Regions from separate parts of the Homo sapiens genome. Here region 1 is linked to region 2. The links are chromatin loops, found by intact Hi-C in ENCODE. Cell type or tissue: PC-9. All regions are shown on one strand. Each heading gives the region's core, and the rest is flanking DNA. Links, peaks and the distances in the headings are about the cores only.

The links. Hi-C counts contacts between places; a loop is a spot of excess contacts. Peaks named below come from ENCODE experiments on the same cell type or tissue, not always from the same donor. Only the 100,000 strongest peaks of a DNase experiment are listed, where the experiment ranks them.
Region 1: it touches region 2 in a loop (3-fold over the local background); 6 of 110 quality-filtered maps call a loop at or near these places.

Annotation. Positions count from the first base shown.
Region 1 is chr9:86,090,740-86,096,402 of GRCh38, forward strand. All of the region lies in intron 1 of GOLM1 (golgi membrane protein 1), which reads right to left. Among named protein-coding and RNA genes, the nearest start is that of GOLM1, 6.0 kb to the right of the region's middle. RefSeq lists a silencer at 3,015-3,309. In PC-9, for the core only: no CTCF peak of the experiment used is centred there; a DNase peak (open chromatin) is centred at 3,262; H3K27ac peaks cover 2,857 bases.
Region 2 is chr9:86,199,300-86,205,398 of GRCh38, forward strand. No RefSeq gene overlaps it. Among named protein-coding and RNA genes, the nearest start is that of C9orf153, 57 kb to the right of the region's middle. RefSeq lists a silencer at 3,167-3,216. In PC-9, for the core only: a CTCF peak has its summit at 3,209 (motif pointing right); a DNase peak (open chromatin) is centred at 3,202.

The DNA.
Region 1 (5,663 bases), core at 619-5,618, 110 kb before region 2:
AGTGAACAGTTCTGTCTCGCTGGCGTTCCAAGTGCCACTGGGGTACCAAAAAAAAAAAAAAAAAAAAAAAAAAAACTCCTGCAGCTAGCTCAGTGTCTGCCCAAATGGCCGCCCAGTTTTGTGCTTGAAACCCAGGGCCCTGGTGGTGTAGGCACCTGAGGGTATCTCCTGGTCTGTGGGTTGCGAAGAGCATGGGAAAAGCGTAGTATCTGGGCCAGAGTGCACTGTCCCTCATGGCACAGTCCCTCATAGTTTCCCTTGGCTAGGGGAGGAGTTCCCCAACCCCTTGCACTTCCTAGATGAGGCGATGCCCCACCCTGCTTCTGCTCACCCTCTGTGGGCTGCATCCACCGTCTAACCAGTCCCAGTGAGATGAGCCAGGTACCTCAGTTGGAAATGCAGAAATCACCTGTCTTCTGTGTTGATCTCGCTGGGAGCTGCGGACCAGAGCTGTTGCTATTTGGCCATCTTACCAGCCACTCTGTTGTTGTTTTAAATAACCTAATCTTGTCAATCCTTTATTACTTCTCGATTGTTGTTATATTTAGAAGGGCATTTCCTATTCTAAGTTTATAAACAACTTACCCACATTTTTTTCCAATGTACAGTTTCATATTTACATTTAAATTGTTCATCCATTTAAAACTCCTTTTTGATGTAAGGAGTAAGGAAATACAAAGAATGCAGAAGTAAGGAAATACAAAGAATGCAGCTTTTTTTTTTCCTGTAGTGACAAGCCAGTTCTGCCAGGGCCCTCTACTGAATAATCTATTTTTACCTACTGCTTTGAACAACTATCTTTGTTATATACTAAATTTTCTAACAATATACTTTTTCTTAAAGAGATGGAATCTTGTCGCCCAGGCTGGAGTGCAGTGGTACAATCATGGCTCACTGCAGCCTTGAACTCCTGGACCTAAGCAATCCTCACACCTCAGTCTCCGAGTAGGCACATGCTGCCGCACATGGCTTGACAAAATACTTTTAGATGTGACCCTTGCAAGGCCTTTTGTTATTCTAGTAGAGGTAAGTCAGTGGGTGGGGTATATTATAAATTTGAAAGCAGAAAATAAACTCCATTCTCACTTCAAGGGAAGTGTACAGATAACCATTTAATATTCTCTTTTCTTTAAACAGCCAATAAAAAATTTATTGAGCAGCTACCATGAGTCAGGTGCTGTATTCACATCAGGCAGCTCAGGGTGGTATTAAGAGCACAGACTGGAATCCCATTGCCATATCTGAATCCTGGCTCCACCACTCAGGAACCCCACAGACTGGAGCCTCACAGCCATGTCTGACACTGGCTCCACCACTCAGGAACTCCAAGACTGGAACCCCACAACCATGTCTGACCCTTGCTCTACCACTCAGGGGACACAGGACCTGTCTGTGCATCACTGTCCTGCTCACAAGGTTTTTAAGAGGATTCAGTGAGTTGAGTGAGAAGCGCTTAGAGCTACATTTGGCACATAGTAATTGCTCAACAAATGTTGACAACTATTAGGGATGGAAAGATGAACAACAAATCATTTCTAGATTCAATCTTTTTTCCATTTTATGAGGAAACAGTGATGCATGTTTTCCTTCCATAACCATTCTACTTTATAGCAACCAGTCCTCCTCTTTCCTTCTCCTGACTCTGCCACCAACTAAAATAGCAGTACCTGCCATTACCTGGGGCTGACCTACAGTTGCCACTGAGGCCGTGGACATCCCAGACCAGGATCATATTATGAAAAAGGTTTGAGGAAGCCAAGCCTCAAACAGTCCTGGAAGTCATACAATCCTGGAAGCCCCTCACTGTCACCCAGTGCTTGGCTGGCCAGGAAGGTGAGCAGCTGTCTAGACAGCACTCTTAGGAGAGCCCTGGGCTCCCAATGGGAGCAGGGCTGCCCAGGTAAATAGTGACACAAGGAAAGGAAGTAACACAATGAGGCTTCAGGCCTGCAAGGTGCCTCCTCACAGGCTTCCAGGACTGTAGAAACCCTTGCTGCTGAAGGATAAGGGACACACACTGGCGAGAAATGATCAAGACTGATGAAGGCTGGTGGCAGGAACTCACAGGCAGAGTTTATGGTGGTCAAATACATCAGACACTCTCCCTTCTCCCACCTTAGAATTTATTTGGATTGCGGATGAGATGGAAGTGGGTGAGTGATATACTGCATCAAACAGAGGTATTAATTTAATATTCATTTTCATTTAAGCTTCAGAATATGTTTGTCTCATACTTGGTTATAAGCTTCCAACATACTGAAAATGATTAACTTAAATCAGCTAAACTCTGTGAGGCTCCAGGCTTTCCCAAAATTAAAACAAGTGGTGTGTTTTCACATTAAAAATCACTTGATAGGCTGGGTGTACACAGTGGCTCATGTGTATAATCCCAGCACTTTGGGAGGCCAAGGCAGACGATCACCTGAGGTCAGGAATTTGAGGCCAGCCTGGCCAACATATCAAAACCCTGTCTCTACTAAAAATACAATTAGCTGGGCATGGTGGTGTGTGCCTGTAATCCCAGCTACTTGGGAGGCTGAGGCAGGAGAATCGCTTGAACTTGGGAGGCAGAGGTTGCTGTGAGCCAAGATTGCGCCACTCACTCTAGCCTGAGTGACAGAGCGAGATTCTGCCTCAAAAAAAAAAAAAAAAAAAGAAACAACAACAAAAAAACCCCAAAATTATCTGGGTGTGGTGGCACACACCTGTAATTCCAGCTACTTGGGAGGCTAAGGCATGAGAATTGCTTGAACCCAGGAGATGGAGGTTGCAGTGAGTTGAGATTGCGTCACTGCATGCCAGCCTGGGCGACAGAGCAAGATTTCTGTCAAAAAAAAAAAAAAATCACTTGATAAATCAGAAAAGGAAAAAACTGCATATTCTTACCTACTGGCTTAATTTAAAAATTCAACCTATTGGTTAAAATTATTATTTGCTTTTAAGACAAAATGTTTGTAATTTAACAAAGCCTTCTAATTACTTTTTTTAAAAGAAAGAAAAGGCATATGAAAATGGACAACATGCCAAATACACGAGCCCCTTGACCCTCCTAGTCAAATATTATGTTTAACATTTCCTTATTTTCATATAGGGCTTTAAATCAGAAAAGCAAATATATAGGAGCAATCGCGTCAGATTAGCATGTTTGACCAACATCAACCAGTGCAGAAACTGGGCTTCTCCAAACAGTGGTGGAGCCACACCTCTAACTCCTTCTCAGAGGAATGGCCCCAGCGGCTCAGCAGGAAGTTCAGAAGTCACTGCAATGAGCAAACAGACCTGAGCACACCCCGGCGCAGCCTGGAGTCCGGGAAAGAATCAGTCACCAAGTTTTCTGATGGCCTGGAAATATTCCACCCTGTCCCAAGAATGTCTCTAAGCCAGGGGTGAGCAAACTATGGCCCACAGGCCATATCCGGGCCTGGTTTTTTTTTTTTTAAAGTTTTACTATACACTGCCATAAATACTGCCTATGGCTGCTTTCTGGCTACAAAGTAGAACTGAAAAGTTGAGACAGAGACAGAGACTCACAGACCAACTCTGCCCATAGGGTATTGTGAGGATTAAACATTTACCATCTGACCATTTAGACAGTTTGTCAACTCTGCCTCTAACCCATTGGGATTAAATGACCAAGGTCACTGTGTTCTGCTTAAATTGCTTTAAAAACTTACTAGGAAATACACAGACTCTCTTCCTCTCACTTCCCCAAAATGAACACCATCTTTTCCCCAATGCTAGAAGCTGACAGTGTCTAAAGATTAAAACTTTTAAAATGAATGTATAGTGGTAGGTAGTAGAAACACCAAAAAGCGAGGTGGATGAGTGAAAATGAACTAGGGAACCAAATTCTTCCTGTTTTGAAATTTTCTGAAGAAAGGTTGAACCACCGTCAAGAATATATCCTGGGGCCAGCACGATGGCTCACGTCTATAATCCCAGCACTTTGGTAGGCTGAGGCAGGAGGATCACTTGAGCCCAGGAATTCGAGACCAGATTGGGCAATGTTATGCAGGGAGACCCTGTCTCTACAAAAAAATATTTAAAAAAGAATACATCTTGGGCCAGGCACGGTGGCTAATGCCTGTAATCCCAGCACTTTGGGAGGCCAAGGCAGGCGGATCACCTGAGATCGGGAGTTCAAGACCAGCCTGACCAACATGGAGAAACCCTGTCTTTACTAAAAATACAAAATTAGCCGGGCGTGGTGGTGCATGCCTGTAATCCCAGATAGTTGGGAGGCTGACGCAGGAGAATCACTAGAACCTGGGAAGCGGAGTTTTCGGTGAGCCGAGATAGTGCCATTGCTCTCCAGCCTGGGCAAAAACCCCGTCTAAAAAAAAAAAAAAGAAAAAGAAAAGAAAAGAAAAAAGAATACATCTCAGTAGGAGCTCAATTTTTCCTTGAGTCACAAACTGCCGCCCAAGGGCCCAATCCTGCCAGCCATCTATTTTTGTACACTGCCCACAAATTAAGAATAGTTTTTACATTTTTTTTCTTTTTTTTTGAGACGAAGTCTTGCTTTGTCACCCAGGCTGGAGTGCAGTGGCGCAATCTCAGCTGTCTGTAACCTCTGCCTCCTGGGTTCAAGTGATTCGAATGTCTCAGCCTCCCAGGTAGCTGGAATTACAGGCACATGCCACCACGCCCAGCTAATTTTTGTATTTTCCCTTTTTTTTTTTTTTTAAAATAGAGATGGGGTTTCACCATGTTGGCCAGGTTGGTCTCGAACTCCTGACTTGAAGTGATCCGCCCACCTCAGCCTCCCAAAGTGCTGGGATTACAGGCATGAGCCAACGTGCCTGGCCAGTTTTTACATTTTCAATGGTTGAAGAAAGTTAAAAGAATAATATTTCATGACAGAGTGCTTCAAAGGGCTGAGATAAATTCTCCACATATTCCTGGCTGCCTGGAAGATTATGCGCGCGTGGGAAAGACCCAAAAGAGCCCAGCAGGGCTGAAAACCAAGAAGAACCGAGAACCAGCTGAAACTTGCAGTGTTCCCCAACTCGCACACAGACCTACTGATAGAGGGATGGAGACTGACCTGGCAGGTGACTCCTGGTTCAGTGCTCCTTGGAGAATTTGGATGCCATGAAGTGATATTAGATGTCAGTTTAGCTACCTGTTATTTTGAGTGCTTCCTTAGCGGTACTGTTGAGGCAGTGTGGCTTAGGAAAAGAGTACTGATGTGGGTCAGGCCAAAAGGAATTTTAATCCTAGCTTTCTTACTATTTGCATGAATTTTGGTGAGTTGTATAATCCCCCTCTCTGTATCTTATTCAATCCTTGTAAAAGTCCATTGAAGTAGGCTTACTACTGACCCCATGTTCTAGGATGCAGTGATATGAGACTTTAAATATGTAAAACCTTTTGTTGTGAGGATTAAAAATTACAGCGGCAATAAAGTACACACCACATGATAACTGCTCGATAGGTTTTTTTTTTTTTTTTGGTTTGGAAATAAAAGGATATCTCATGACACATGAAAATTACATGAAACTAAAACTTCTGTATCCATAAATAAAGTTTTACTGGAACAGAACCATGCCCATTCATTTACATATTATCTGTGGCTACTGGGCTATAACAGCAGAGCTGAGTAGTTGTGACAGGGACCACAGGGTCTGCAACATCTAAAATAGTATCTGGTCCTTTTCAGA
Region 2 (6,099 bases), core at 593-5,592:
TAGTAGTGTCTAGCAGTGACAATCCATCTGCCCATTACTTGCAGTCTGTCATCCATTTATTTAGTCCTCTCTTTTCTGTTCATTTCTAACCAGCATGAGGGTTTAGTTGCACAACTCCATGTATACCTGGTGGTGTTGGGGCCCATGGTCTTTGCTTTATATGATGCCACAGACTGGAAAGCACTTTGAGCAAGCCTGTAGGCTTGTTACAGATAACAGGACACCTGCCTTTTCTGTTGTGTGATAACTTGATGTTCACTGTTGATGCATTATTCATTTTGATGGCATTTGATGTTGTTTTAGCATGAATGGATTTTTTTCATTACAATGAATAGTAATTCTATTTTTCACTTAGAAGGCTAAGTGCTATCGGGGCTTTTGGGGATGAATTGCTCTGGTTAGCAAAGAGGGACTACTTATGAGAGGGGGCTCCCTAAATAAGGAGTGATTAGAGTCTCCTTCAATGTCATGGAACTGACTAGCCTAGGGAGGCCCAGAAGAGGCAAGGATTGAGAGGTTCATATGGACTCTCCTTCCTAGGGATAGAAGGTGATGCCCCTCCAGTTGCCTGGTATAGGCACACACAGCTCTGTTGTCTTCTGGGCTTGATTCTGGTTTTCTCCATCCATTGGTTCTTTCTCCTTGTCACTTGCTCAGCCATTCCTCAGCTTGGATGTGTTACCACTTACACAGAGATCTGGTATAGGAGGAGTGTGAGGGGCCCTTTCTGGAACTTGTTTTGGGGAGCTCAAGATTATATATACTTTTTCAATGTACCTGCACTAATTGACTATATGAATACATTTACATACTTGTACATTTCGTTTTACATCTGAATATAATATGAAATTATGTTGGAGAGTTGTTTTTTTTTCTTGTGCCAATTCAAAATCTGCTTTACTTATTTATATTTTTTACTACAAAATAAATTTATTTTTACAACAAAAAGGAGAGATTATTATTCCTTTTGACACAGGATCTTGCTACTTTGCCCAGGCTGATCTTGAACTCCTGGCTCAAAGGATCTTCCTGCCTCAGCTTCCCAAGTGGCTGGGATTACAGGCATGAGCCACCATGTCCCAGAACTGTGAGCCAAATAAACTTTTGTTCTTTATAAATAACCCAGTATGTGGTATTCTGTTATAGCAGCAGAAAATGGATGAAGACACTGCTCTAACCCTAGAATCAGCTTCTTCTCAAGGAACCCTGATTCTTTTGATTGGAGAATTTTATTAGAAATCAAGATTTGTGCACTGGGTGTGTTGTTGCTACTGGGGTGTCATTGCTTCTAGAACCTTTCAGTGGACAGGGCTAGGAAACATATGTATGCATGCTAACCCAGCTTATCTGTAATTATTTGTGTGTGTGTGTATATATATATATATATGTGTGTGTGTGTGTGTGTGTGTGTGTGTGTGTGAGTTCATAATGATGTCTCTGACTCTACTCTAGTACCACTTAATTCATTCTCACCTTCATGAGGGTGATTCTTCAGAAATGAAAGATCGGAAGTGAGAGAGTGAGAAAAGGAAATGATCAGGGCAGAATTAGGTCATATAGAATTAGAGGAAAATATATTCACTTATTACAGAACTGAAAGTAATCTTGGAGAACCTGTCACACATTGTCATCCAACTTGTTTATTTAACTGGTGAGAAAACTGCAATTCGATAGGGGCTATTCAGGGTCTTAGAGCTAGTTAGCAGCAAAGTAAAGACTCCTTGTTCTGAGAACAGCTTCTTTTGCCCTGGCTATAGGATACAGTCTCATTGGCTAGGTACTTTTCTTTTGAGGGCAAATAGATAAGGAACTGCCCAAAGATTTCAGACAGAGGTGACAGCCTCAGTTTTTATAATGCACAAGGACTGCCCACAAAATGACCAAAGTGATTGAGACACAATATTTTTCCCTCAAAAGCTTAAAGCCTGATGGAGGAAGCAGAATTCATACAATGTGCAAGAACTTAAATAGAAACGGCTTAGACAGGTGCGGTGGCTCACAGTTGTAATCCCAGCACTTTGGGAGGCTGAGGTGGGTGGATCACTTGAGGTCAGGAGTTCGAGACCAGCCTGGCCAATGTGGCGAAACCCCATCTCTACTAAAAAATACACAAATTAGCCGGGTGTGGTGGCAGGCACCTGTAATCCCAGGTATTCGGGAGCCTAAGGCAGGAGGATCACTTGAACCTGGAGGTTGCAGTGAGCTGAGATCGTGCCATTGAACTCCAGCCTGGGTGACAGAGCAAGACTCTGCCTCAAAAGAAAAAGAAGGAAAGAAAGAGAGAGAGAGAGAGAGAGAGAGAAAGAAGGAAAGAAAGAAAGAAAAAAGAAGGAAAGAAAGAAAAGAAAGAAATAAGAAAAAAAGAAAGGAAGAAAGAAAGAGAGAAAAAGAAAAAGAAAGAAAAAGAAAGAGAAAGAAAGAAGGAAAGAAAAGAAAGAAAAAAGAAAAAAGAAAGGAAGAAAGAAAGAGAGAAAAAGAAAAAGAAAGAAAGAAAGAAAGAAAGAGAAAGAAAGAAAAGACTTAAAGAGCTCTGGGTGCACAGAAGTGTAAGTGATTATTTGTGCCTTGGCAGGTGGGGCAAATTTGTCAGGGTAGGATTTCACAAGTGAAACCCAACCCAGATAAATTGAGGAATTCTCCCAAGGTAACTCATCAAGAAGTGTGGACACCAAGTATTTTTGCACACACAGGACAGCCTCTCTTTTTAACAAGGTGAGAGCTTGCCTGTGGCCTTATTCACGAGTCCATGAATCTCAGTAGTTTTCACTCTATGCAGCATTTTGCAAGGTGGAGTGGAAAGCATTTCACTTTGCTTTTGCTGTTTTCAAGATATGTCCCATGGCATGGCAGCCAGATAAGATACTATTGGGGTGCTTTCTCTGAGTGACCTCCCAAGCTTCCCTGGCTTGCTCACGACTTAGAGCTCCCGGTCCTGGGAGGCAGACAGTGGAAAACTCAGAAAGAGGTCAGAATTTTGGGAGCAAGATTTTTCTAGGGAAAGACGGAATCCCTTCAGAAACTACTGATGGGGTTAGGGGATGGAAACCAACAACAGTCAGTTGGTCGAGTTTATCTCCTTAGTACAGGGTGAGATGGCTAAGCTGAAGTGGGTAGTTTTGGATAGCTGGTTGAGCCGCATGCTGGGGCAGTGCCTGACTCAAATCCATGTTCTTACTATTAGCCACTAGGGGGCAATAGCATGCTGAGGATGCTACTCAACTTTGACCCTTAATATGATTAATTTTAGAGATATGTAAGCTTCAAAATCTTCAAATGTTAAAGTTAAATAAACTTTTATTCGGGGCAGAGATGTTCACAGCATCATGGATTCATTTAAAAAGCAAACTTGAGTATGTTAAAAAAAGATTCACTTTTTTTTTTTTCAAAACTGCGTTTACTTACCACTTGTTAGGGATATATAAAAATGTACAAAATAATAATATTAAAATTCTTATTAGATTAATAGCATGCGTTCTATTATGTTGTGATCACTACTCTTTGTGATCATGTATGTTCTATTATGTTGTGATCACTACTCCTTGATTTGTTGGGATTCATTTCCATATTTCTATATCACTATAAAGCAAATAAAAGAACAAGTAAAATGTGTCTATTTCAAATACCTGAATTTATTTTATGGAAAAACAGAGTGTAAACAATGCCTTTATTCCAGAACCCTTCAAAGCATTTTATTTCTCCTAACTTCTCTACTGTCCTCAGTCTCTTTGATTTTTTTCTCCTATTTGATATTATCTTAATTAAGACTCTTTGGGTGGCAAATAACAGCTACCAACTCAATCCAGCTTAAAGCAAAATAGGGGAGTTTATGATAATATTTCACATGTTGAGGCTCAGAAAACAGTACTCCAAAATGAAGGCCTCAGAAGCAAAAGTGTTTCTCCAGCCTCCTGCCCTGCTGTCTCTCGGTCCCATTCTCCCCCAGGCTAGCCATAGAAACTAGGATTCCCCTTCCCCAGGGTGAGTCAGAGAAACCAGAATCCCTTTTCCCCAAAGCCAGCCATAAACCTAAAAATATTACTCTAACCTTCCCTCTACCTTTCTGTGCAAAAACTAGCTGTGAAGAAATTATCTGACCAACGCTGTTTGACTATAAGTCATAAGACCCCCATTCCAGAGAGGGCCCTGCCCCACACCCCGAAGGAAGGAATGCTGCTCAGAAAGGCCAAGAAGAATCTAGGCAGACAGGCCTTGCAGGGTTACCCGCCTCTGTCTGTTAGCATAAAATCATATTTTGTCCAATCACATTTCTACACCGCTGTCCGTACTTTGTTGAACCCAAGCATAAAAATGGACAATTTCTCCTGTATCTTTTTTTTTCTTTTTTTGAGAAAGAGTTTCACTCTTGTTGCCCTGTTAACCAGGCTGGAGTGCAATGGCGTGATCTCAGCTCACTGCAGCCTTCATCTCCCGGGTTCAAGCGATTCTCCTGCCTTAGCTTCCCGAGTAGCTGGGATTACAGGCTCCTGCCACCATGCCTGGCTAATTTTTTGTATTTTTAGTAGGGACAGAGTTTCACCATGTTGGCCAGGCTGGTCTCGAACTCCTGACCTCAGGTGATCCACCTGCCTCGGCCTCCCAAAGTGCTGGGATTACAGGCATGAGCCACTGTGCACGGCCCTCCCCTGTATGTTTGGGTCTTCATTCTGAAGGCTCCCAAGGAATACATGTTAAATAAATTTGCATTCCTTTTCTCTAATTAATCTGCCTTTTGTGAGTTGATTCATCAGCTCTTCCTTGGCCCCTACACAGGTGTGTCTCATGGAGCTGGAAAGCAGGGCCGTAGCCAGAAAAAGCATAGATTGAGGAACTGGGAAGCTACTGAAGACCAAGTATCCATTCTCTTGGTTATTTTCTCAAGTCAGATTGTTTCTTGTCTGACCCTTCCTATGTTATTCTCTTGCTGTGAACAGTGTGTACTTCGCCTCTGTGCATCTTGTTGAAAGGGTTACCCAGAGCTCCTGGGATTGTTGGATAACATGATCATTCTGTTTTTAATTTTTTTGAGGAAACTCCATACTGTTTTCCAAAGTGGCTGTGCTAATTTACATTCCCACCAACAGTGTACAGGGGTGCATTTTATCAGCATCCTCACCGACACTTGTTATATTTTATCTTTATTATAGTATCCAGTCTAGCAGGAGCAAGGTGATATTGCATTGTGGTTTTGATTTGCATTTCCCTGATAATTAGTGATTTGGTGCAGTTTTTCATCTACCTGTTGGCCATCTCCATGTCTTCTTTTGAGAAATGTCTCATCAGGTCCCTTACCCATTTTTATTAGAACTCAGGATTAAGAAACTCACTCAAAACTGCACAACTACATGGAAACTGAACAACCTGCTCCTGAATGACTACTGGGTACATAATGAAATGAAGGCAGAAATAAAGATGTTCTTTGAAACCAGTGAGAACAAAGACACAACATACCAGAATCTCTGGGACACATTTAAAGCAGTGTGTAGAGGGAAATTTATTGCACTAAATGCCTACAAGAGAAAGCAGGAAAGATCTAAAATTAACAGCCTAACATCACAATTAAAAGAACTAGAGAAGCAAGAGCAAACACATTCAAAAGCTAGCAGAAGGCAAGAAATAACTAAGATCAGAGCAGAACTGAAGGAGATAGAAACACAAAAAAAACCCCTTCAAAAAAATCAATGAATCTAGGAGCTGGTTTTTTGAAAAGATCAACAAAATAGATAGACTGCTAGCAAGACTAATAAAGAAGAAAAGAGAGAAGAATCAAATAGATGCAATAAAAAATGATAAAGGGGATATCACCACCGATCCCACAGAAATACAAACTACCATCAGAGAATGCTATAAACACCTCTAGGCAAATAAACTAGAAAATCTAGAAGAAATGGATAAATTCCTGGACACGTACACCCTCCCAAGACTAAACCAGGAAGAAGTTAAATCCCTGAATAGACCAATGACAGGCTCTGAAATTGAGGCAATAATTAATAGCCTACCAACCAAAAAAAGTCCAGGACCAGATGGATTCATAGCCGAATTCTACCAGAGGTACAAGGAGGAGCTGGTACCATTCCTTCTGAAACTATTCCAATCAATAGA